3 separate regions of the Homo sapiens genome follow, and all the other regions are linked to region 1. Evidence: chromatin contacts called from ENCODE Hi-C or POLR2A ChIA-PET data. All regions are on one chromosome and are shown on one strand. The core of a region is the stretch at or near the end of the contact, and the rest is flanking DNA. Distances in the headings are between cores, read along the strand shown.

What was found. Hi-C counts contacts between places; a loop is a spot of excess contacts on that map. ChIA-PET counts read pairs that join two places held with the same protein, here RNA polymerase II (POLR2A). Pooled maps may share reads with other maps.
Region 2: a pooled map shows a loop between it and region 1 (1.8-fold over the local background). The contact joins the promoter of LINC01093 here to the enhancer-like site in region 1. A Hi-C loop is called at or near these places in 2 of 168 maps with a recorded cell type or tissue (heart left ventricle and ovary) and 6 of 50 pooled maps. POLR2A ChIA-PET finds 5 or more read pairs at or near these places in 2 of 52 experiments (B cell and OCI-LY7).
Region 3: a loop to region 1 is called in a map of mammary epithelial cell, with 2.3 times the contacts of the local background. The contact joins the promoter of LINC02437 here to the enhancer-like site in region 1. A Hi-C loop is called at or near these places in 8 of 168 maps with a recorded cell type or tissue (GM11168, GM13976, heart right ventricle and 5 more) and 6 of 50 pooled maps.

What each region holds. Positions count from the first base shown.
Region 1 is chr4:184,761,674-184,765,167 of GRCh38, reverse strand. It overlaps ACSL1 (acyl-CoA synthetase long chain family member 1), which reads left to right. Exons shown (of 21, transcript NM_001995.5): 15 at 243-315; 16 at 1,913-2,001; 17 at 2,645-2,761. Among named protein-coding and RNA genes, the nearest start is that of CENPU, 29 kb to the right of the region's middle. Within about 2 kb of position 1,532, at least 8 of the 41 ENCODE cell types and tissues checked have a DNase peak (open chromatin) inside an H3K27ac peak, as active enhancers do; they include heart right ventricle and stomach, where a contact is called at or near this core.
Region 2 is chr4:184,897,689-184,901,384 of GRCh38, reverse strand. It overlaps LINC01093 (long intergenic non-protein coding RNA 1093), which reads left to right and starts at 1,924. Exons shown (of 2, transcript NR_039977.1): 1 at 1,924-2,078.
Region 3 is chr4:184,987,532-184,990,899 of GRCh38, reverse strand. LINC02437 (long intergenic non-protein coding RNA 2437) reads right to left here and starts at 1,553. Exons shown (of 2, transcript XR_001741949.1): 1 at 1,434-1,553.

The sequences.
Region 1 (3,494 bases), core at 283-2,782:
GTCACATAGGGGTTCTCCCTCGCTTGGCCACTGGAAGTTAAATAGAAGGTGTACCTGGGTGACGGCTGGTGTTGGCGTAAAGCACACTGGACCATTGAATGAACTTACTGAACAGACCATTTGAAATGAGATTTCACCAGTCAGCCATGACTTGGGAGTTAGTGAGACTTCATTGCTTGTGCACTTCCAGTAAAGGTGTGATTGTGCTCTCCTTAATAATGTTGCATCTCTTGGTGCCCCAGTTTTATGAAGGATACGGACAGACAGAGTGCACTGCCGGGTGCTGCCTGACCATGCCTGGAGACTGGACCGCAGGTATGGCTGTAGGAGGCTCCTTTTTGGAATTTTGTTATTCATACTGGGTTATTGGTATGTCTGGAATTGGGTTAATCACTGACTGGTTCATTAACCATCTTAAACAAAAGTGCTATGTTTCTGATCATTAGGCTCTGGGGGCAAACACTCTTGTAAGTCAGGGCACTGTGGGGAGAACACCTCCTGCAACTGAGGGGTGGCGCTGGGGATCTGACTGTAAAGCTGGTGGCAGCAGAGACTTGCCTAGACTCTACTAGTGACATCTGAGAGGGGCCCTGTGTTCCAGATTGAGAGTGTCTGGCCCAACAGAGCTTCCTAGTAATTGAGTAGGGTCTCGTTATTTGCTGGTCATTTTAAACAACAAATAGTTATTGAATTTGTACTGTGTGCTGTGCTAGGTGTTGGGACTACCAATAGGAATAAATACAAGTCCTTTTTCTCAAAAAGTCATTTCTCAAAAGGAAAAAGGAGGAGGACAAACAAAAATAATTGAGCATCTGTCATGGGTAAGCCTCTGTGATGGGTGCTTAGGATGTACCTAATGTCAGTGTAACCCCAACAGTGTCCCTGTGAGATAAGTTCTGGTACTTCTCAGAGGAAATTATAGATTGTTGCTTAAGTAACACATAAATGATGTATGAGAATTTACGCGGCATTATGCTTTGGAGCCAGGATTTCAACCCCGGCCTGACTGCAGAGCTTCTGTGCTTCCTCTGTGTCACCTGAGTAGTAAATTCTACACTGTGATAAATAAACTTCCCAGCTTATTTGGAGTATTATAAGTATTAGCACCATTTAGTAACATATATTCTAGAACCTAGCACTGTCCACTAACATCATTGTCCTGGAATTAACGCAGACAGTCTGTGAATCTTCTTTATGGTATTTGTTTAATTTTTAACCTCAGTTTCCTTAACAGAGAATTTGGAATACTGATCTCTAGAAGCTCAAATTATTAAAACATAGGAAGAATTATTTGTGATATCTAATGTGATATCTAACATATCTAATGTCTGTTGTTGCTGCTTTTGGAAAAGACAGCCCAGTCTTAACAGCCTTTGGCAAGAGAGTTAAGTTAGCTGTAGAAATAAGCACTGTCCCGTCTTAGTAAAAACTGTAAGACATGCTTCTTCATACGCAAGGAAATAAAGGCCGTGTTGATCAGAACCAGGTGGTGCGTGAGGTTTGCCAAAGCTGCATATGTTCTCTCTTCTTACAGAGAACAGGATGCTAAGAATTCTGTGTAAGATGAGTGCAAGTAATGGGTGGGGGCGATCGGAGGGTGGAAGCCGAGTGAAGGTTTGAGAGAGGCTGCTTCCAGGTGTTTGTAGGAACCTTCACATAGAGGCCAAATTACTCATAAATAACTCAGAGCATCACACTTGGAAAAGGTCCTGAAGACACTAAATATGTTCTTCCCTAGTCTAAGAATAGACTCTCTTAAATTATACTAGGAAGAGAATGGCTGTAATTGCAGAAATCAGAAGTTTATCCCAGCCGTTTTTCTTATGTGGAATCCTGTTTGCTATCAAAATAATTTGACCTGAGGTTATGAGTAGTTCCCTTAGGAATGACCATTTGCTTATTTAATATACAGGCCATGTTGGGGCCCCGATGCCGTGCAATTTGATAAAACTTGTTGATGTGGAAGAAATGAATTACATGGCTGCCGAGGGCGAGGGCGAGGTGAGTGAAAACCGTCAGTCATTTTCCCTCGCTGCCATTTCCTGTGATCGCTGGCCTTTGCGAATGCTGTGGTATTTCCCAACAGCTCAATAAAGCCATTGAACTTGACTTCATTGGTGATCCTGGAGTCTGCCAGGCTTCTTTCTGAGGGTACATTTATGTTCAGCTCTCGGGGAGTGGGCAGGAGGGACACTGATGCCTGTCTTCCTCTGCCAGGCCTCATAGGGATTTGGGCTGGAGAGCCTGCAAAGAAAGGCCCGGTGGCCTCAGTTCCTGGGACGAAGGTCCTGCCTGTTGATTGCCCTGGGTACCTATTAGTGAGCTGCTGGCTGCTGGATGGGAAGCCTAATTACTTAAAAGTGATTTCATCCCCTGCGGGGCTTTCCAACAGCTTTGAGCCAGAACCTAGGGCAAGCATTTGCCCTACAAATCGGCCAGAGCTGAGGTAATTCAGGAAGGGAAGTAGGGGCACTGGAGATCTCTCGCAGACCCTGGTGGGGCTCTGGTAACTCCCTCTGCATCCTGGAGTTTAGGGCTTCCAGCTAAAGGTTGGGGCAGACACACACGTACACACATGCACACACCAGTTTTCTCTGGAAAAACCCCAGTAAATGCTGTTCACTGATGATCTTCTTTTCTTTAGGTGTGTGTGAAAGGGCCAAATGTATTTCAGGGCTACTTGAAGGACCCAGCGAAAACAGCAGAAGCTTTGGACAAAGACGGCTGGTTACACACAGGGGACATTGGAAAATGGTTACCAGTAAGTTGCCGCCTCCTCAGGTCACAAACAGTTCAGTTCCACTGTGGGGAAGAAAATGTCTTATCTACTGTGCAGCTGCCATGTGGCAGTGGCACCCTGAATTTTCTCTTTCCCTTCCTCCTTGGTGAGTGGTATGATGTAGACTGTTCCATTTCCTGCAGGGGACAGGGTTACACTTAGCATCCTTGGTTGGATTTTCACTTTCACTTCAGCGAATATGTTTTGTTCTGATGCTTTTTTGTTTCTTTGTTGTGTTTTTGGGGTTTTTTTTTTTTGAGACGGAATCATGTTCTTGTCACCCAGGCTGGCTGGAGTGCAATGGCGTGATCTCGGCTCACTGCAACCTCCACCTCTCGGGTTCAAGTGATTCTCCTGCCTCAGCCTCCCAAGTATCTAGGATTACAGGTGCCCACCACCACACCTGGCTGATTTTTATATTTTTAGTAGAGACGGGGTTTCACCATGTTGGCCAGGCTGGTCTCAAACTCCTGACCTCAGGTGATCCACCCGCCTCAGCCTCCCAAAGTGCTGGGATTACAGGCGTGAGCCACCACCGCGCCTGGCCCGTTTTGATGCTTAACATCAATTCTGGTTGTTGCTTCTCAACCGGAATACAAAGAGACAGTGGCTTTTTTACAATATCCGTACTGAGCCGTGATGTTGAGGCCTCAGTTAAATAAGATCTGGGGGAAGTTGTGGTAGACTTCCAGCAATGTAGGATGGGTAAGGATTT
Region 2 (3,696 bases), core at 675-3,174, 140 kb before region 1:
TCCTGGGCTTGCTTTTGAGACACACGAACCTATCCATCTTTTTCATTCTAGAAAATTCTCACCCATCCTTCAAGATCAGTTCTTGAGTGAAGTATTTGCTGACTCCTGAGGCAGAGGTAGTCGCTATCCCTTTGTGTATCTCCTTGTTACGACAAAACATATATCGATTTTTGATGGTGATTTCTTGGTCACATGGAACATGGAATCACTAAAGCCCCTTCAAAATCCTCTTAAGCTGGCCGGGCAGAGGGGTTCACACCTGGAATCCCAGCACTTTGGGAGGCCGAGGCCATGGATCACTGGAGGTTAGGAGTTCAAGACCAGCCTGACCAACATGGTGAAACCCCCGTCTCTACTAAAAATACAAAAATTAGTTGGGCATGATGGCAGTTGCCTGTAATCCCAGCTACTTGGGAGGCTGAGGCAGGAGAATCGCTTGACCCCAGGAGGTGGAGGTTGCAGAAAGCTGAGATTGCACCACTGCACTCCAGCCTGGGTGACAGAGCCAGACTCTGTCTCAAAAAAAAAAAAAAAAAAAAAATCCTCGGGCGGTGGGCAGTGGCTCGTGCCTGTAATCCCAGCACTTTGGAAGGCCGAGGAGGGCAGATCACCTGAGGTCAGGAGTTCGAGACCAGCCTGACCAACATGGTGAAACCCCATCTCTACTAAAAATACAAAAATTAGCCAGGCATGGTGGCACGTGCCTGTAATCCCAGCCACTCAGGAGGCTGAGGCAGGAAAATGGCTTGAACCTGGGAGGCAGAGGTTGCAGTGAGCCGAGATTGCACCACTGCACTCCAGCCTGGGCGACAGAGTGAAACCCCATCTCAAAAAATAAAAAAATCCTCTTAAATAGCCTCTCTTCTCCCACATTTCCATTCCCTATGGCAGCTGCTCTTCCCTCTATTTCTCTTTAAAAAACATCTTTGGGCCAGGCACAGTGGCTCATGCCTGTAATTCCAGCACTTTGGGAGGCTGAAGTAGGTGAATCACTTGACCCCAGTAGGAGGAGTTTGTAGTGAGCCGAGATTGCACCACTACACTCTAGCCTGGGCAACAGAGCAAGATCCGTCTCAAAACAAAAACAAAAACAAAAAAAGCAAAACGTCTTCAGCCCTTCTGGGCACACTTCTACGTCCCCGCTACCCAAAACTGCACTGGTGCACTGGAAGAGAGTTCAGTGAAAGCTACATCTGTCCTCAGCCCAAACGATAAGCCACGGTGCCTGAGCCATGCCCTCATCCAGCATGACAGTGAGCTTTCTAGCCGAAGTCTGTGGTCCCAAGTCAACGATGAGGGACTCATAGCAGAAAGATCTGAGGCCTTGCACATACGCACGTTTTAAAAACAATGAAACAATGAATAAAAGTTCTGTAGTGACGGCCAGTAGTGACAGTCCATGAGGGGACATCCTGGTACTTTCCCCTGTTTCATACTTTTCCTGTTACTATAACCATAGTCTCTACCTTCTCTAGAAAGATGACTAAAACATGTTTAGGACACCTGGGCAGCTGTACTGAGATACCAGCATGTGGCAATCCAGCCATTATGGGAGCTGCACTACTAAAGCACAGGTGCGTCCTGCCCATTCTTAAGCCCAATTAGGAGGCAGGGGTCTTTGATGGTGGAACAGAGTGGACCCTGCTGTGCATGATGTACCCAGGCTGTGTCAACTGCATTTGTGGCTTGTCCCATGACCCTTTGGCCCATGCTGCTGTGAGGGTGGCTGTTGGTCAGGGTTGAGAGGCCAGAGAGGAGTGGGCAGGCAGCTTCAGGCCCCACGTTGGTGTTGGCCTGGGCACCTGTTGGATCAACACAATAACTGTACCCTGGAGTTCCTGGAAGCTGCCTTCTGCTCAGCCAGGCCTGCTTGTGGGCGGAGCCCATGCCAGCTACATGTGTCAAGGAAGCCACAGCTTGGCTAGTGAGCAATGCAATTCTGGGAATGTTCAGGCTCTCTCTGTTCTTTCCTCTCTTGCAAACCATGGGCACCCTTGGGTCCCTTGGGGTCACTATGTTACACCTGCTTTTTATCTGTCTGGGCAAGAGCTGCTCAAGCCACACCTTGTGACACTGAGGTAAGAGCAGAACGTTGCAGAGTGTGCAGGCTGGAGTGTGTGCTAAGGCTCTGTGTGCTGATTACTCCTTGTGTGTCTCATTGCTTACAGGATTTTTTTTTTTGAGACAGGGTCTCACTGTGTCACCCAGGCTGGAGTGCAGTGGTGTGAACATAGCTCACTGCAGCCTCGGACTCCTGACCTCAAGCAATCCTCCCGCCTTAGCCTTCCAGGTGCTTGAGATGAGAAACAGACTTTTTTTCCTTTGAGAATTCATTATTTCTCCCCTTGGGCTGTTTGTTCAAACCCACACAGGAGCAGGAACATTGCTTTCGATTGCCAAAGAAATGACATAATGATGCCAATGATTAAAATGTCAAGAACACAGTGTCTTGGGCTGAGATGGTAAAGGCAGCATTCAGGCAGTGATGATCTGGGGTGATAGGAGTGGCTGTGGGGAGACGGAGGCCTCCCTTCTTGTAGGATGGGACTCGGTCTTTCCTCTGCCTCATTGCTATTATTGTCTTGTTTTATTTTTGCTTTTGTTTGTTTGGGTAGGTGAAAAGGCAGGTCGGGTGAAGAAGAGCAGGATGTTTCATTTTTATCAAGCATCACCTGATTCAAAATGTAGCCACTGAAAAGAAGCCATCGTTTTTGGCCTGCGTCTCTGAGGATAAGATAGTGCGTGGGTGATGGATGCAGCCCAGGTGGGAGCTGTCTGCAAATAACCCAGCTGCTTCCTGTGGCCCTGGTCATCCTGCTGCCCTCAGCTTCTCCCACGGAGGCCACCTGCCCCCCTAACACTGAGCTGCTCACCTAGTCCAGCCACCAGCGACGGCCCCTGGCCTTTGACGTGTCTGTTCTCTCCTCTCTCACTCCACCACCACTAGCTTCCAGGGATCTCCAGCCTGTATAGAAACTTCTCACTACGCTCTGCTCTCGCCCTTTTAGCAGTCTCCTTATGCTGCTGACTCCACCTCCCAGGCAAATCATTCTAATTTAATTCTTTACAAGTATTCTCCCTCCTGGAGTGCTGGGCTCCACCACGGGGGCAATCAAGGCACATCACCCACAGCTTTCCAGACACCCACAGCCTTCCTGTCCTGCTGTGAGCGTGGCTCCTTCAGCCTTCTTCCTTCTTCGCCTGTGGGGAGTCAGACATTCGCCAACCTCGTGCTCAATCCCTGCCTCTGTCCAGGCCTGCTAAGCCCATAAGACATATCTGCATGTGTCAGAATATGTGCAAGCTTTCGACAGGATCCCCGTTTCTCCCCATGGAGCTTTTGGCAAATGAAGGGTGTGGTTCAGCAGCTGGTCTGATGTCCCTTAAGCTCCCCCACACCAGCACACCAGGACTGTCTCTGTCTCCACATTCCAGCATATCTGGGTCTCAGCTTTGACACAATCAGACACTGTTGCTGAAGTTTTTATGTTTATATGACAGAAGAAACTGTCACCCCTCCCCTGCCCCCCGCCCCCACCCACCTGTTATAAGAAAGAGCTCCAAGGTCTTGAGACCACACGCAGGGGATGGGAAAGCTGACATTAAAGGGGAATGAGGTCTTTCTGTGATTCCAGCAGCCTCAGGAGGACAACGTCAGAAACCAAAAGCTCCTCTGCCCAGGGATGGGGACCCGCC
Region 3 (3,368 bases), core at 304-2,803, 230 kb before region 1:
TTCAGATTCTGTGAGTCCTCTTTTGCATAAAACATAAGCAAAATATTCATCTGATAGAATAGTTTAACAAATCTGTGGATTGGGGGAAATAAAAAGGCAATTGATTAAGTTGCAAGTATGTCATTGGAAGAAAGAAATGCAACTTGTCATTTATGACATCATTATCACTTCCATATAGCCTGCCCTGACACTGCATAATCTAACCCCTAACACTTCACTGTCAAATCTGAGGCGCAGGTAGTGATTTTGAGAGGTGACAGCGTGCTGGCAGTCCTCACAGCCCTCGCTCGCTCTCGGCGCCTCCTCTGCCTGGGCTCCCACTTTGGTGGCACTTGAGGAGCCCTTCAGCCCACCACTGCACCGTGGGAGCCCCCTTCTGGGCTGGCCAAGGCGGGAGCCCGCTCCCTCAGCTTGCAGGGAGGTGTGGAGGGAGAGGCGCGAGCGGGAACCGGGGCTGCGTGCGGCGCTTGCGGGCCAGCTGGAGTTCCGGGTGGGCGTGGGCTTGGCGGGCCCCGCACTCGGAGCAGCCGGCCGGCCCTGCTGGCCCCGGGCAATAAGGGACTTAGCACCCGGGCCAAGGGCTGCGGAGGGTGTACTGGGTCCCCCAGCAGTGCCGGCCCACCGGCGCTGCGCTTGATTTCTCGCCGGGCCTTAGCTGCCTTCCCGGGGGGGCAGGGCTCAGGACCCGCAGCCCGCCATGCCTGAGCCTTCCACCCCCTCCACGGGCTCTTGTGCGGCCCGAGCCTCTCTGATGAGCGCCGCCCCCTGCTCCACGGTGCCCAGTCCCATCAACCACCCAAGGGCTGAGGAATGCGAGCGCACAGCACGGGACTGGCAGGCAGCTCCACCTGCAGCCCTGGTGCAGGATCCACTAGGTGAAGCCAGCTGGGCTCCTGAGTCTGGTGGGGCCTTGGAGAGCCTTTATGTCTAGCTCAGGGATTGTAAATACACCAATCAGCACTCTGTATCTAGCTCAAGGTTTGTAAACACACCAATCAGCACCCTGTGTTTAGCTCAAGGTTTGTGAGTGCACCAATCGACACTCTGTATCTAACTAATCTGATGGGGACTTGGAGAACCTTTGTGTCTAGCTCAGGGATTGTAAACGCACCAATCAGCGCCCTGACAAAACAGACCACTCGGCTTTACCAATCAGCAGGACGTGGGTGGGGCCAGATAAGAGAATAAAAGCAGGCTGCCCGAGCCAGCATTGGTAACCCGCTGGGGTCCCCTTCCACACTGTGGAAGCTTTGTTCTTTCCCTCTTTGCAATAAATTTTGTTACTGCTCACTCTTTGGCTCCACACTGCTTTTATGAGCTGTAACACTCACTGCGAAGGTCTGCAGCTTCACTCCTGAAGCCAGTGAGACCACGAGCCCACCGGGAGGAACGAACAACTCCAGGCGCTCTGCCTTGAGAGCTGTAACACTCACCGTGAAGGTCTGCAGCTGCATTCCTGAGCGAGTGAGACCACGAACTCAGCAGAAGGAAGAAACTCCAAACATACCTGAACATCAGAAGGAACAAACTCCAGACGCGCCACCTTAGGAGCTGTAACACTCACCGCGAGGGTCCGCGGCTTCATTCTTGAAGTCAGTGAGACCAAGAACCCACCAATTCTGGACACAATTACATGTGAAAGTGTTAAAGCACCTCTCAAGTCAGAATGAATTCCTTACAGGCCAAGGCAGCTGAAGATGATGTCTCTGGCTTCGTTGCTCTTTTGTTGGTTGAAGACAGGGTATGGGTGACATTTGATTCAGATTGGGTCAGAATTCGGCGCTGTGATGTCGTGCGCAGCTCCGGTCTCCTGTGACTTCCCAACGCAGGGGCTGGAGAGGAGGGCATAGCCTCCAAGCAGCCCTCAGCAAACCAAAGACCCAAGGCAGCCAGACAGGCAAACAATGCTAATTAAAGTGGTTTCCAAGCGTTCCAGAGTATGTGGGAGAAACTATACCCTTGGAAATGTTGAAATGTTTTCTAAGCAAGCACATCCAGTTCCCGGGCAGCTCCAACTTGCTTGGCTCTCATTTGCCCGACGGCTCAGCTGCAATGCTGCCTAGGAAAACAATCATTGAAAGTCACACAGGTAAGGCGTGGTGTCACAAATCAGTCACTCCCTGCTGCTTGCCACAGGGACAAACTGATGACGTTGCAGGAGACACAGATGTCTTTACCTCTGAGTGGGAGACTGATGTGGCCCCACTCTCTCCATAGGAAGCTGTGACCGAGGACAATGCTCGGAGCAAACCTCTGGGTGGTTCCCAGAATGTGGGGTGACCCAGCTGCATACATGAGCCTGTCACACCACCCCGGGCTCCCTGTCACCAGCACTCATCTGGGCGGCACAACCTTCTCAGAGTGGACTGGGAATGTTCTCATCATACTGCATGTATTCATTTTCTATTGCTTCTGTAGCAAATTACACAAACTTGGTAGCTTCAAATGACACAAATTTATTCAGAAGTCCAAAATCGGTTTCATGGAGCTAAAGTAGAAGTGTTGGCAGGACTGGCCTCCTCTGAAGCCTCCAGGGCAGAATCGCTTTGCCCTTTCAGCTTCTAGCAGTCACCCTGATTCCTGCACTTGTGGCCCCTTCTTCTGCCTTCAAACTGTCCCTCCAGTCTCTGCTACCATCATCACAGTCCCTACTCCTGTTCTGTGATCAGATCTCCCCCACCTCCCCACAAGGACTTTTGTGATGACACTGGGCCCACCTGGATAATCAGGAGCATCTCTGCATCTCAAAACCCTCAACTTCATCACATCTGCGAAGTCTCTTTTGCCATATAAGGTGACATGTACAGGTTCTGGGGATGAGGACATGCGTATCTTTAGGGGCTGTACTCAGCCTTCCACACTGGGCCAGGGTGTGCACTCACCATTGATGAAAGCTCAGTTTATCACCCACCATTCCCGGAAACAGGTAAAGCCAGGGGAGGGCTGGGGGAGATCCTCCTTCACCAGAGCTTGCAGGGACCATACAACCATCTTGAGTGGGAATAGGTCTTTCAGTGCTGTTGCTGCTACTCCTGCAAAACACAAACACATGCACACACGCACGCACACTCACATGCACACTCACACAGGCATGCACACACTCACGGGCACACACGTGCACACTCCACACACTCAAATGCACACACGCATACTCACACTATCACACATGCACACTCACGCTCACACACATGCACACACTCACGGGCACACTCACACACGTGCACACTCCACACATGCACACACTCACGCACACTCACACTATCACACACGCACACTCACGCTCACACACTCACATGCACACTCATGCACACTCACATCCACAATCACACACATGCACACTCACACTCACATGCACACTCACACATCCA